Linked DNA regions of Homo sapiens: region 1 is linked to region 2. A link is a loop called in an ENCODE intact Hi-C map of the cell type or tissue named here. Cell type or tissue: uterus. All regions are shown on one strand. Each heading gives the region's core, and the rest is flanking DNA. Links, peaks and the distances in the headings are about the cores only.

Region 1 (5,401 bases), core at 402-5,401, 60 kb before region 2:
CTCACAAAGGCCTGGGCCTGGCCCAGCAGTGCCTCAGCCTGCCTGGCCTTCTTGTCCACTGCTGCCTCCAGCTCCCTCTGTGTGCCCAGGAGCTCGCCCACCCCAGGCAGGGCCTGGCCCACAGTGGGGGCTCTCAGCTCAACCTCGATGGGCTCCAGCCAGTTCTCCAGTTCCTCCATGCTCCGCCGCAGACGCAGGGCCTAGGGTAGAAAGTGAGGTAGGCAGGAGGGGAGTGTCCTGGAGCCCGGCCAGCCACCCCTCGGCCTGCACAACCTCACCTCACAGGCCTTCTGGAGCTTGGCCACCTTCTTCTGGGAGTTGTCTTGCAGCTCACCCCAGAGTGCTCCCAGCTCCTCCAGTCGCTCCTGGATGGCCTCCGAGGCTGGGTGGCCCCCCTGCAGCAGCCTCTGTCCCTCCTGCAGCCACAACATGAAACACACCTTGTGGACTCAGGACTGCTGGTACCAGGGCACTTGTGTTGACTCTGACCACCAGCACTAGAGCTGCAGAGTCCCTGCGGTCCAGCTGCATGATCTTGAGCAACTTTCTTTACCTAAGCCTCATTTTCCTCATCCGTATCATAGAGAAAATAATGGTTATTTTGTTTAAATGAGATAAGTCATATAAAATACTTAGCAGGGTGATTTATATCAGAGGGAGCCAGCCTGGGGTCAGGACCTGCCTTTGCAGGTGGAAAAGAGAATGTTTTAAAAAGTGCTATGCTGGGCACAGTGGCTCATTCCTGTAATCCCAGCACTTTGGGAGGCTGAGGCAGGTGGATCGCCTGAGCTCAGGAGTTTAACACCAGCCTGGACAACATGGCAAAACCCCATCTCTACCAAAAATACAAAAAAGTAGCTGGATGTAGTGGTGTGGGCCTGTGATCCCAGCTACTTGGGAGGCTGAGCTGGGAAGATCACTTGAGCCTGGGAGGCGGAGGTTGCAGTGAGCTGAGATCTTGCCACTGCACTCCAGCCTGGGTGACAGAGCAAGACCCTGTCTCAAAGTGGCTATGTTTTGACTCCTTCGCTCACAGGACTGGTGGCTATGTCCTGTTCACATCAAAATGTTATCTTTAAAATTAATGAAAAGCTGCCATTTTTGGAGAGGGTGCCCCCCCTGCCCGCCGGAAAGCAACTTCTTCTCACTACACTTCTGCCTAAACAACCGCTTAGCCAGGTGCCTGCATGCAGAAAGTACTGGATAACGCTGGCCACCGTTACTGTGGTTCAGCACCAGCTCTGGGGCACTGTCCTGTGTTCTGCCTGGAGAGCTGTCCCACCACCCTCCTGCCTGCAGGGCCTCACCCGCTGCAGCTCCTGCTGTTGGTGCATGCTCGCGTCCAGCTCCGCCTGGAAATTCTGCTGCTTCTGTAACTGTGCTGGCAGCATGGCTGTGTCCAGCAAACCCTCCTCCAAGGCCACCAGGTTCTTCTCCCTCAGCCACGCAGCCACCTGGGCACATGGGGAGGACAGGCCTGCTGTCCAGGGCTTTCCCCTTCCCCTGACCTCTGGGATACCCCAGAGGAAGGGTGGCCTTTCCCTGGGTCGACTCCTTCCCCACCATGACCGCCTCCCTCTCCAAGCGAGGCGAACCTCCTGGGAGTCCTGCAGGAAGGCCTGCAGCTGCCGGAGCTCCTCCAGGCGATGGCGGCGGGTCCCGGCTTGCCTGAAGAGCGCCTCCTTCCTGCCAGGAGGAGAGGCTCATGGGCCTGGAGCCACCCCCGGGGCCAGGTGGGGTGCCCGTCCAGCCTAGGCTTTCTCGGGTATGAATATACTCTGAGTCTGGAGTTTCCTTTGGAATAAAGGTACATTGCACTCCCCCTCTGTATTTGTGTCTGTTATGCGCCGGATTTTGTACCCCCAAGTTTGTTTTTGTTTTTGAGACAGAGTCTCACTCTGTCACCCAGGCTGGAGTGCAGTGGCACAATCTCGGCTCACTGCAACCTCCACCTCCCGGGTTCAAGCAATTCTTCTGCCTCAGCCTCCCGAGTAGCTAGGACTATAGGCTCACACCTCCAGGCCCAGCTAAATTTTGTATTTTTAGTAGAGGCAGGGTTTCCCCATGTTGGCCAGACTGGTCTTGAACTCCTGACCTCAAATGATCCACCTACCTCGGCCTCCCAAAGTGCTGGGTTTACAGGCGTGAACTACTGCACCCAGCCTGTACCACTGAGTTCTTATGTTGAAGGCCTAACTCCAGAAGTGTTTTTGGAGACAGCGTCTTTAAAAGAGGTAATTAAGTGAAAATGAGGTCATATGGGTGGGTCCTAATCCAGTGTGACCTTATGAGAGGAGGCAACTGGGGCAGACACAAGCACAGGGGGACGATCTGCCTCCTGCAGGAGGGCAGAAGCCAGGGGCTAGAAGTCAGGGTGGCACTGTGCTGGGGGAAGCTGAGCCTGCCAGGAACCACCTAAGGTGACTGGGGTAGGGGGTGGTGACAAAGACCAGCAAAGCAAAGTTTGCATTCTGTTAATTCAAAGACCTCCACAGGTACCCAGGTGTGGTCCACCTGCAAGAATGGAGAGGGGGTGGCCGCGACCACTGCCAGGACACCAGCACAAGGAGCCATGGCATTTGTGGGTGCTGGTTGGCTCTCTGATCGGCTCTCTGAGAAGGACAAAAGCCCCCACCAGTCTGGGATCTGGCTTTTGACCGTATCTGCCTTGATCTAAAAGTCTGAGGAGCTGCATGAAGCAGCCAAACCTGATGAGCTTTTACAGGGAAAAAGAACTGCAGAGCTGGGGTCTCATGGGCCATGCAGGTCACATGCATCTGTGTCTGAACTTCAGTTAGATGAACTAAGACTTCTGCTAGCCTGCCTGTGGGGCCAGCACAGTGCTTTCGTCCTCATCACAGCCGTTAAAGCCCAGGATGTGAGGCTCAGCTGCCGAGAGGAGGAACTTGTCTGAGTCCTGCCATTAGTGGGCAGCACAGGGACTCAGGACTGTGACCCTGGAAGGCCGATGCTTGACCTCTGTGCCCTGCGACCTTCCGTTTCGTGAGATGATTTCCTCTTGGTCTCCTAGCATAAGCCTCTCTTTAAACTCCCTTTGATCTCAACTGAATGAAGAAGGAAGTGGGATTTTCCACGTGGTGTTTGATGTCCATAACAGGCAGACACATTGCAGGGCCAGGGGTGGTGGGGACCCCCGGCATCTGACCTCAGTCCTTGGACAAGGCTGGTGAGCCTGGGCCAAGTAGTGGAAGGGTGGGAAGGGAAGAACCGGGATGCCAGATGCCTGTGCCAGCCTGCCCACAGCACCCCTCACCCCAGAGCCACCACTACCTCAGAAGCATGGCCTGGCACCTGCCCAGGGCACTCTGGGCCTCGGGGTGCCCACCCTGGTGCAGGCCGCGGGCCGTGGCCTCCAGAGCACTGATCTTTCCCGCCTGCACCTCCAGGTCCCACTCCAGCATCTTGTGCTTCCACAGAAGGGGCTCCATGGGGGCCAAGGGGTCCTGGTGGGAGTGGGGAACCCAATACTGTCCATGAGCCTCCCCCTCCCATCCCAGGCTACCTGCCTTCCCACCTAGAACCATCCTACCAAATGCTCATCCACAGAGCGGCTGCTCCGCCCAAACACATCCCTCACATCCCTCAAGGCTGTTTCCAGCTTTAGGACAGTGATTCCCAGCCAGGGGAGGCATTTGGATTAGGGATCAAGAGCCAGAATCTCTGAGGCAAGCAGAGCTTTTTCATTTAAGGTGAAAGCTCCCTCCTCTGCACTCCCTGGAGGACCATGTTAGTCCCCAGTTATCCTCTGAGGTCTCCTATAAGTTACACTCGTCTGCTTCAGGGTTGGGGCAGTGGCGGGAAAAGCCAACCTCTAGGCATTTGGGAAGCGAGGAGGGCAGGGGTGAGGTGGCAAGAATGGGTCAGGCCCACACAGGCACTCTAGAAGCTCCTTGGTGTTCGCGGTGGGGCCTGCCCACAGCTGCATGGGAACTGCTCTAGATGACGGGTAAGTAACTGCCCAGTGACGGATGTGGCCCAGGGTGGGGAGATGGCCCCGAAGGGGAGGATCCCTGGCCTAGGGAGCTCAGGCAGCACTGGCTGGTTTGACCCCTAATGCTGCTCTGGTAATTCCCCCCTCCTGCCCATTCCTGCTGGGCACCTACCCATAGACCCTCACTGGCTAGGGAGTCTTCCTTGCTGCAAAGCCAACGTTCCATCTTCTCCACTGAGCTCAGAAACAGCTGAGAACAAAGGAAAAGGCAAGAGACAGTCGGTGGAGGGTCCAGCCACTGCAGTTGGAGTGACTGTTCCAGTGGCACAGGTTAGGGAACCAGGGTCCTGGAAGGCAGGAGTGCTGAGTGGTGGGGAAGTCCCTGGCACAGCAGCCCCTCCAGTCTTAGCCTTGACCAGAGGCTGTGGGGTCAGCGCAGGCCCTGTTCGGGGGGGCAAGATGCAGGCTGGGGATGGGACTGTGCCTGCCTGTAGCTCCAGGGCCTGCTGCAGCTGTAGCTGATGCTCCTGCCAGGCCCCTTCCAGGCTGCTCAGCTCCTGTTCTAAGCCAGCCAGCACCTGGCGAATGTCGGAGCTGAAGGGGTGCCCCGCTGTGAGCAGTTGCTGCCCAGTGCTTCGGGCCAGGCTGATGCTGTCTGTCCAGGAGTCCAGCTCGGCCTGGAACAGGACTGGGCTCAGATCACTGGGGGCTGGAAGCAGCCCAGCAGGCAGGAGAGAGGTGGGGAAGCAGCTGAGGAGCGGGAGGCTGGAGGAGATAGGCAGGGCGGGACACTCAGGAGGCCCAAGAGCAAGGAGATGAGAGGAAGGGGAGGGCAGGGCGGAGCTGAGAGCCTGGGAAAGGCTTGGGCCAGCTGCCCATTCACCTTGCACTCCTGATGCTCTTCTAACATACGCCGGGCTTCCACAGGGCTGCGAGGAGCGGGGCTCGTGTCCATCTGAGCCCGCAGCCTCTGGGCGCTGACCAGCAATTCCTGCAGCATTGCCTGGAGTTTCTGAGCTTGGTGCAAGGCATCCAGCGCCTCCCTCCTGCCCACAGCGCTCATCAGCTAGTCGTCAGGCCTTCAAACCCCTCTCCCCCATGCCCACTGGTGTCTTCTGTCCCTTAATCCCCTCAACCACAGGAGGGCCCATGGGCTGGGAGTTACTGGGAGGACAGTACAGTTATTTGAAGGGTGGAGAAGGAATCCTAGGGGAACACAGGGGCTGAGGGGAGGTGTGGGGACTGAGATGCTGGAGGATGGGTCGGCGAGGGCAAGGCCTGCGGGTTCATACCGCTTCTGGGCCCTGCTCCGGAGCTGCCACCAGCTCTCAGCCACCTCCTGCTGCCTGTGCCTGAGGCCGTGGGCTGCCTCGGGGCTTCTTTGGCAGAGGCGGCCCACTTCACGCTCTAGGGACTGCGGGGGAAGCCGGGGTCAGAGGCTGGGGCAGG
Region 2 (5,234 bases), core at 1-5,000:
AGAAGGATGACTCACACAAGCACCACACCACTGCAGGTTAGCTGAGCCATATGGGAGGAATGCATGCACACGCACTGGGACACACGTGACAGAGAGGGACACAGGACATCGAGGTCCTGTGTGAGGGGCAGCAGCAGCCAGGACGGTGTTTGTTTTCACCCAGGCAAGAGGCTGCCCAGTGAGCACACTGGCACGAGGACAGGCTGCTAATGAGCAGCAAGAAGGAGGAAGAATTGTCCCCACCTTGGCTGTCCCCATCAGGGAAGCCCTCCCTGCCTCCTGGCCAGGCACGTAGTCACCCTTCCCAGAGCACTCATGGCAGCATCCATACCATGACTGGCACATAGCCAATCACCCAGGGAGCTTTACACACACACACACACACACACACACGCGCATGTTTACACACATGCATATTCACACAAGGCCATGTGTGCACGCACACCCCTATATCCGAGGCTCTGGGGCAGGGCCTGGGAATGTATGTTGCTTCTGATGATCAGCCAGGTTTGAACTTCACTAGGACTAGATAAAACTCTAAAGGCACTTCCAGCATTAGAGGACAATGATTTTATGAAACATGCACATATTTTTTAAAGAGCCATTTTTTTCTCTGTATTTTCTCTTGGAGGAGGGATATGCTTTTCTCTCTTTGGAGACATGAATTGACTCTGTCACTTGAGGGATGTCAGCAGGTCACCTCTCACTGCCCCATTGGGCACACACTCCTGGGGCTGCTGAAAGGCTCAGCTATGAGGCAGGCGAGCCAGGAGCCCAGGCATGCAGGCTAACAGCCCGCAGCCCAGAATGAGGATGCGGGGGTGACCCAAAACCAGCACACTCCAAGAGTAAGACTGAGCCATACTTCTTCCCAGGGCTCCCCTGGATCCAGGTGGTAACACTGGCCTTTGGTGCACGGGGACTAGCAGTGGCCTCTCAGCATCCTGTTGGTCTCACCAATGCCACCTCTTTCAGGTTTGGTTGGTTATATTCCTATCGTCCTGACATCCTAACAGCTACCATGTAGTGGGTGCACTGATTGATCCCCCTCCCTGTGCACCAGGCACTATGCCAAGTGCTCTGTCACACTGACCAACTGTCACCCCAAGTTCTTGTGAAGTGCTCTTATTAGCTCCATGGTACAGATTGGAGAACAGGGTTAGTCATCTGCCCAGGAGTGCAGAGCCAGGAGCTAGGGTGTCAGCAGGGCCACCTGACCTCGAGGCTGTATTCTTAACCTAGCGCATGTTCATTCCTTAAGCCTTCTGGAACGAAGCCTCCTCCCACCCATCTTGCCTCTGGAGAGGAGACAGCAGAGTCCCAGCCCCTGGCCTCTGTGCAAGGCATCTCCTGGCTTACCTTGGCCAGCCTCGCTCGCTTGATGAGGTCGTTGAGCTTGCGCACCGCTGCCTTCTGGGGGAGGCTCTGGATGTCTCTAAAGAGGTCCTGGGCCTCAGCCTCGAAGAGCCGGCGGTTGTCCGTGTTCTGCAGGGGCTGCGCCCAGAAGGAGCCAATGTAGACGCGCAGTACCTCGGGCGTGTTGATGACCTTGCCTAGGGACCACATGAGGGCCCCGTAGACCCGCATCAGCTGCTGCGTGTCCACTTGGTCGGCCTTGTTCAGCACGACACGGATCTTGTCGTCCTGGCCCCGGAAGGCCTTGATGGCCTCTGAGAATTCATCTGAGATGTCCAGCTTGTGAGCGTCAAAGAGCAGGATGATCCTGTCCACCCTCTCGGCAAACCACTGCAGGACCTGGCAGAAGTCATAGCCTGGGTGGAGAGAAGGACACGTCAGTGTAGCCACTGCTGCAGGAGACACGTTTAATGGGCGGCTCAGGAACAGTCTCGCTCTCCAGCAGCTGCCAGGGAGAGAGCCCTGTCTCCAACCTGGAGGCAGTGGAGGCCTGGTGACATGAAAATCACGGGCTGGATGAATCCGGGTGGGAAGGACCTGGGGAGCCCTTCCACAGGAGGAGGGAGGAAAGAGAATGGGGCTCATGGTCACTTTGGGAATTGCTGACTTTCATATCTGCGATTTCATTTAGTCCTCATGAGTGTTTTATTTCACCTAATACAGACCTTTTGCTTGATGGCAGAATTGATCAATGGTTTTATAAAAACACAGGCCATGGGTCAAAAGATCTTACTTCTGAAAAGTCTCACTTTTCTGAAAGCCCCAAATACAGAAGAAAGAGAACCAGAGGCCACCTGGCATCCCATGGGGGTATCCAGTAAGCATAACAGAAGAGGCATCGCCTTCAATTAACCCAAGTTTGTAGAGTGCTGAGGAGGTCAAAGGTTGGCCCAGCCAGTGTTGTGATCAATATTTATCTTTGGACTATTTATAACTCAGGTATATTGTGAATATTTTTTTAACATTACGTATCACAGCCATTGTGTAAAATGGTCTCTTGCCAATTTCTTTTTTTAAAATGGCCTGGCCCACAGCAAATTCTGTCCAGCCTATTCTGACCACCTCCACAAATCATGCAGCTGCATAAACACTCTTCAGCCCAAGGTCAAGGCTCTCAGGCCTTTCCCCAGGGAGGCAGATTCCCACGAAAAGCAAACAAGAGGAGGCCAAGCCCACAAAGTTGACTTTTAATCTCAGTCTGACTAGTTGCAGAAGCAGAGTCTCAATCCAGCCCAGCTAGTGCTGAGATGTCACCTGCCTGACCCCCATGCTAGGGGTCGTCTCCCCTCTTCTTTTAGATTTTGAAAACTTTCAAACATACATAAACATCTGTAAGTCATATAATGAATGCTGATGTACCTACCACATAATTTTAACAAATGTTGACACTTTGCTTTGTTTGCTATTTCAGATATGTTTTAAAACCAAGTATCGTTTCTTTAGATAACAAAATACCATACGGTGGTGAGAAGGAACTAGATCTTCACTTGTCAACACAGGTAAATCTCCAGAAAAGAACAAGAGTAAAAGCTTAGTTTCAAAAGGACATATACAGCATGATAACATTCATGTAAAATGTTAAAATACAAAATACTCAACCATCTGTGGATACAGACTATAGCACAAATACAAAAATGTCAACATCGATTGTGAGACCCTGGTTGGCTGTGGGGGTGGAGAAGGTGTGAATCCAAGGCAGAGGAAAAAGTATCTGAGGTGAATAATCTATTAGGTGAAAATAAAGAGGGTCTGCGGACTAAGGTTTCCATGCATTTGAAGAACAGGTGTTAGAGGAATAGCTGAACAAGCAAACTGGATTCAGGTCCATTTTTCATAAAGAAAACAAGACAGTTGGTAACGCTGAAGCCCCCTGTGCACCCCTCCCTGAGCCCTTCCCCCCACTAGCAGGCCGCTGTCCTGAGTGTGGTGTTTATGCCGCCACACGCGTGGATACTTCCAGTTCATGCTTTTCATTTCTCTGTTCTGTCTCACTGCGGCACTCCCTGACTCCTTGGGGATAAGGAAGACAAAGGCAGTTCTCGGAATGTGGGCCAGAGTTTATTTTCATTGCTGTCAGCAGCCAGTTTAGGTCAGAGGAATATCAAAGACCTACTGACAGGGTCACACATAGTCAAGGTTTCACTCTGAGTTCTGTCCCTGAAAGGCCAGAACAAACTGCCTCCTAGGGTAACACTAAGTGCTACTGCCATTTGAGACAGACGTGTGCACAGACAGCCCTAGCTCACAGGATTGTAGGTCCCCAGCGGATGAATGAACTGGCTGTTTGCTGGGTGCCGGGAAGATGCTTTGGAGCCACCCATAGATGGACCTGCATGGGGACTTGCTTTTCCAGGAGAGATGATTGATTCACCATGCTGACCTGACCACTCTCCCACGTGGTCTTCCTAGTGATCAGATGGGGTATCTGAAGGTTCAGAAACAGATCAAAGAAAACGCTGTGCACATGGAGTGAATGTGAGTTGCTTTTGCTGAATACCCTTCCTGTTGGGTCAGGAGGTATCCTTTATGGGTTGTGGAGGCTGAAGGTGTGGCAGAGAGTCCCTCGCCCCATTCCTTAGCAAGCTGGGGCATAAGCATGTGATCTAGAGTTAGACATTCACTTCCTTCCACCAGAGAGGAGTGCTGAACCTTGGGGAAATGACACGAAGACACAGTGAAAATAAGAATTTACTCATGGTGGTGGCGGCTTCCTAACTCTTTTCTAAGCCTAGTTCTCCAACTTTCCCATTAATCCTGTGACAAATTCTCCAAAACATTTTCTTTTCTGCTTAAATTAGTTAGAATCAGCTTCTTTGGTTTGCTATTGAAAGTGATGATAAGGCTGGGCACGGTGGCTAATGCCTGTAATTCCAGCACTCTGGGAGGCAGAGGCGGGAGGATTGTTTGAGGCTAGGAGTTTGAAACCACCTGGCAATATGGTGAGACCCTGTCTCTACAAAAAATAAAAACAAATTAACTGGGTGTGGTGGCGTATGCATGTGGGCTCAGCTACTTGGGAGGCTGAGGCAGGAAGATCACTTGAGGCCAGGAGTTTGAGGCAGTGAGCCATGGACCCACCACTATACTCCAGCCTGGGTGAGAGAGTGAGACCCTGTCACAAAAACAAAACAAAACAAAACAAACAAAACCACAATTGGTAAACAATCCTCCCCTCACCCCCATTTAAGATTTCGGAATACCTCTTACTGTCGGTTCCGAAAGAAACCTGCCACCCAAACTGAAACACAGCTGCTGCTGCTAGCTGCGCTCGCGCCAACCCTGCCGTGCTTGTGCCAACCCAGCCGTGCAGATGCAGTCTCTCTTCCTCCCAGGGCCGCCTGGGTTGAATGGTTACCTTTGATTGCAACACTTGTGTTTAAACTTTAACTTAAATTTGAGTTCCTAACAGTTAATTTAAGCATCTTTAAAAAAGATGCCATTTCAATGCTATAGTGAAATCAAAAGTTATTAGGAACAGAGCTGCCAGATTTAAGTTTACTATAAGTGACGCCAATACTCATGTCTGGAGGAACAGGTACATATCCATATTTTCTTGTGTTAAAGCAACAATGAGAGCTTAATATAGTTCGAGAAGTACAGGTAGGCAGAGCTGTGTTTGTTCTGTCCCTGAGCAGGTGTAAGAGGACGGTCTGTCACACATCAGGCAACACAATCAAAGGAGTAGAAATCACCGTGTCCAAAAGAGAGCAAGGAATGATCAAAGCTGGGAGAGGTTGGTCTGCTTACCACCTCCCCCTACAAAGTTAGGATTATTTTGCTACTTTAAGCATTTTAAGTGTACTGCACAGTGGCATTAA

Evidence for each region. Peaks named below come from ENCODE experiments on the same cell type or tissue, not always from the same donor. Only the 100,000 strongest peaks of a DNase experiment are listed, where the experiment ranks them.
Region 1: a loop joins it to region 2, with 4 times the contacts of the local background. A loop is called at or near these places in 5 of 110 quality-filtered maps.

The regions. Positions count from the first base shown.
Region 1 is chr15:41,857,295-41,862,695 of GRCh38, forward strand. It overlaps SPTBN5 (spectrin beta, non-erythrocytic 5), which reads right to left. Exons shown (of 68, transcript NM_016642.4): 43 at 5,245-5,366; 44 at 4,836-4,998; 45 at 4,441-4,629; 46 at 4,125-4,202; 47 at 3,292-3,464; 48 at 1,596-1,686; 49 at 1,308-1,454; 50 at 279-416; 51 at 1-200. Among named protein-coding and RNA genes, the nearest start is that of MIR4310, 6.6 kb to the right of the region's middle. In uterus, for the core only: no CTCF peak of the experiment used is centred there; a DNase peak (open chromatin) is centred at 2,957.
Region 2 is chr15:41,917,851-41,923,084 of GRCh38, forward strand. EHD4 (EH domain containing 4) reads right to left here. Exons shown (of 6, transcript NM_139265.4): 4 at 1,360-1,772. It overlaps EHD4-AS1 (EHD4 antisense RNA 1), which reads left to right and starts at 3,567. Exons shown (of 4, transcript NR_120332.1): 1 at 3,567-3,891. RefSeq lists enhancers at 1-155, 1,559-2,058. In uterus, for the core only: no CTCF peak of the experiment used is centred there; a DNase peak (open chromatin) is centred at 2,543; H3K27ac peaks cover 1,096 bases.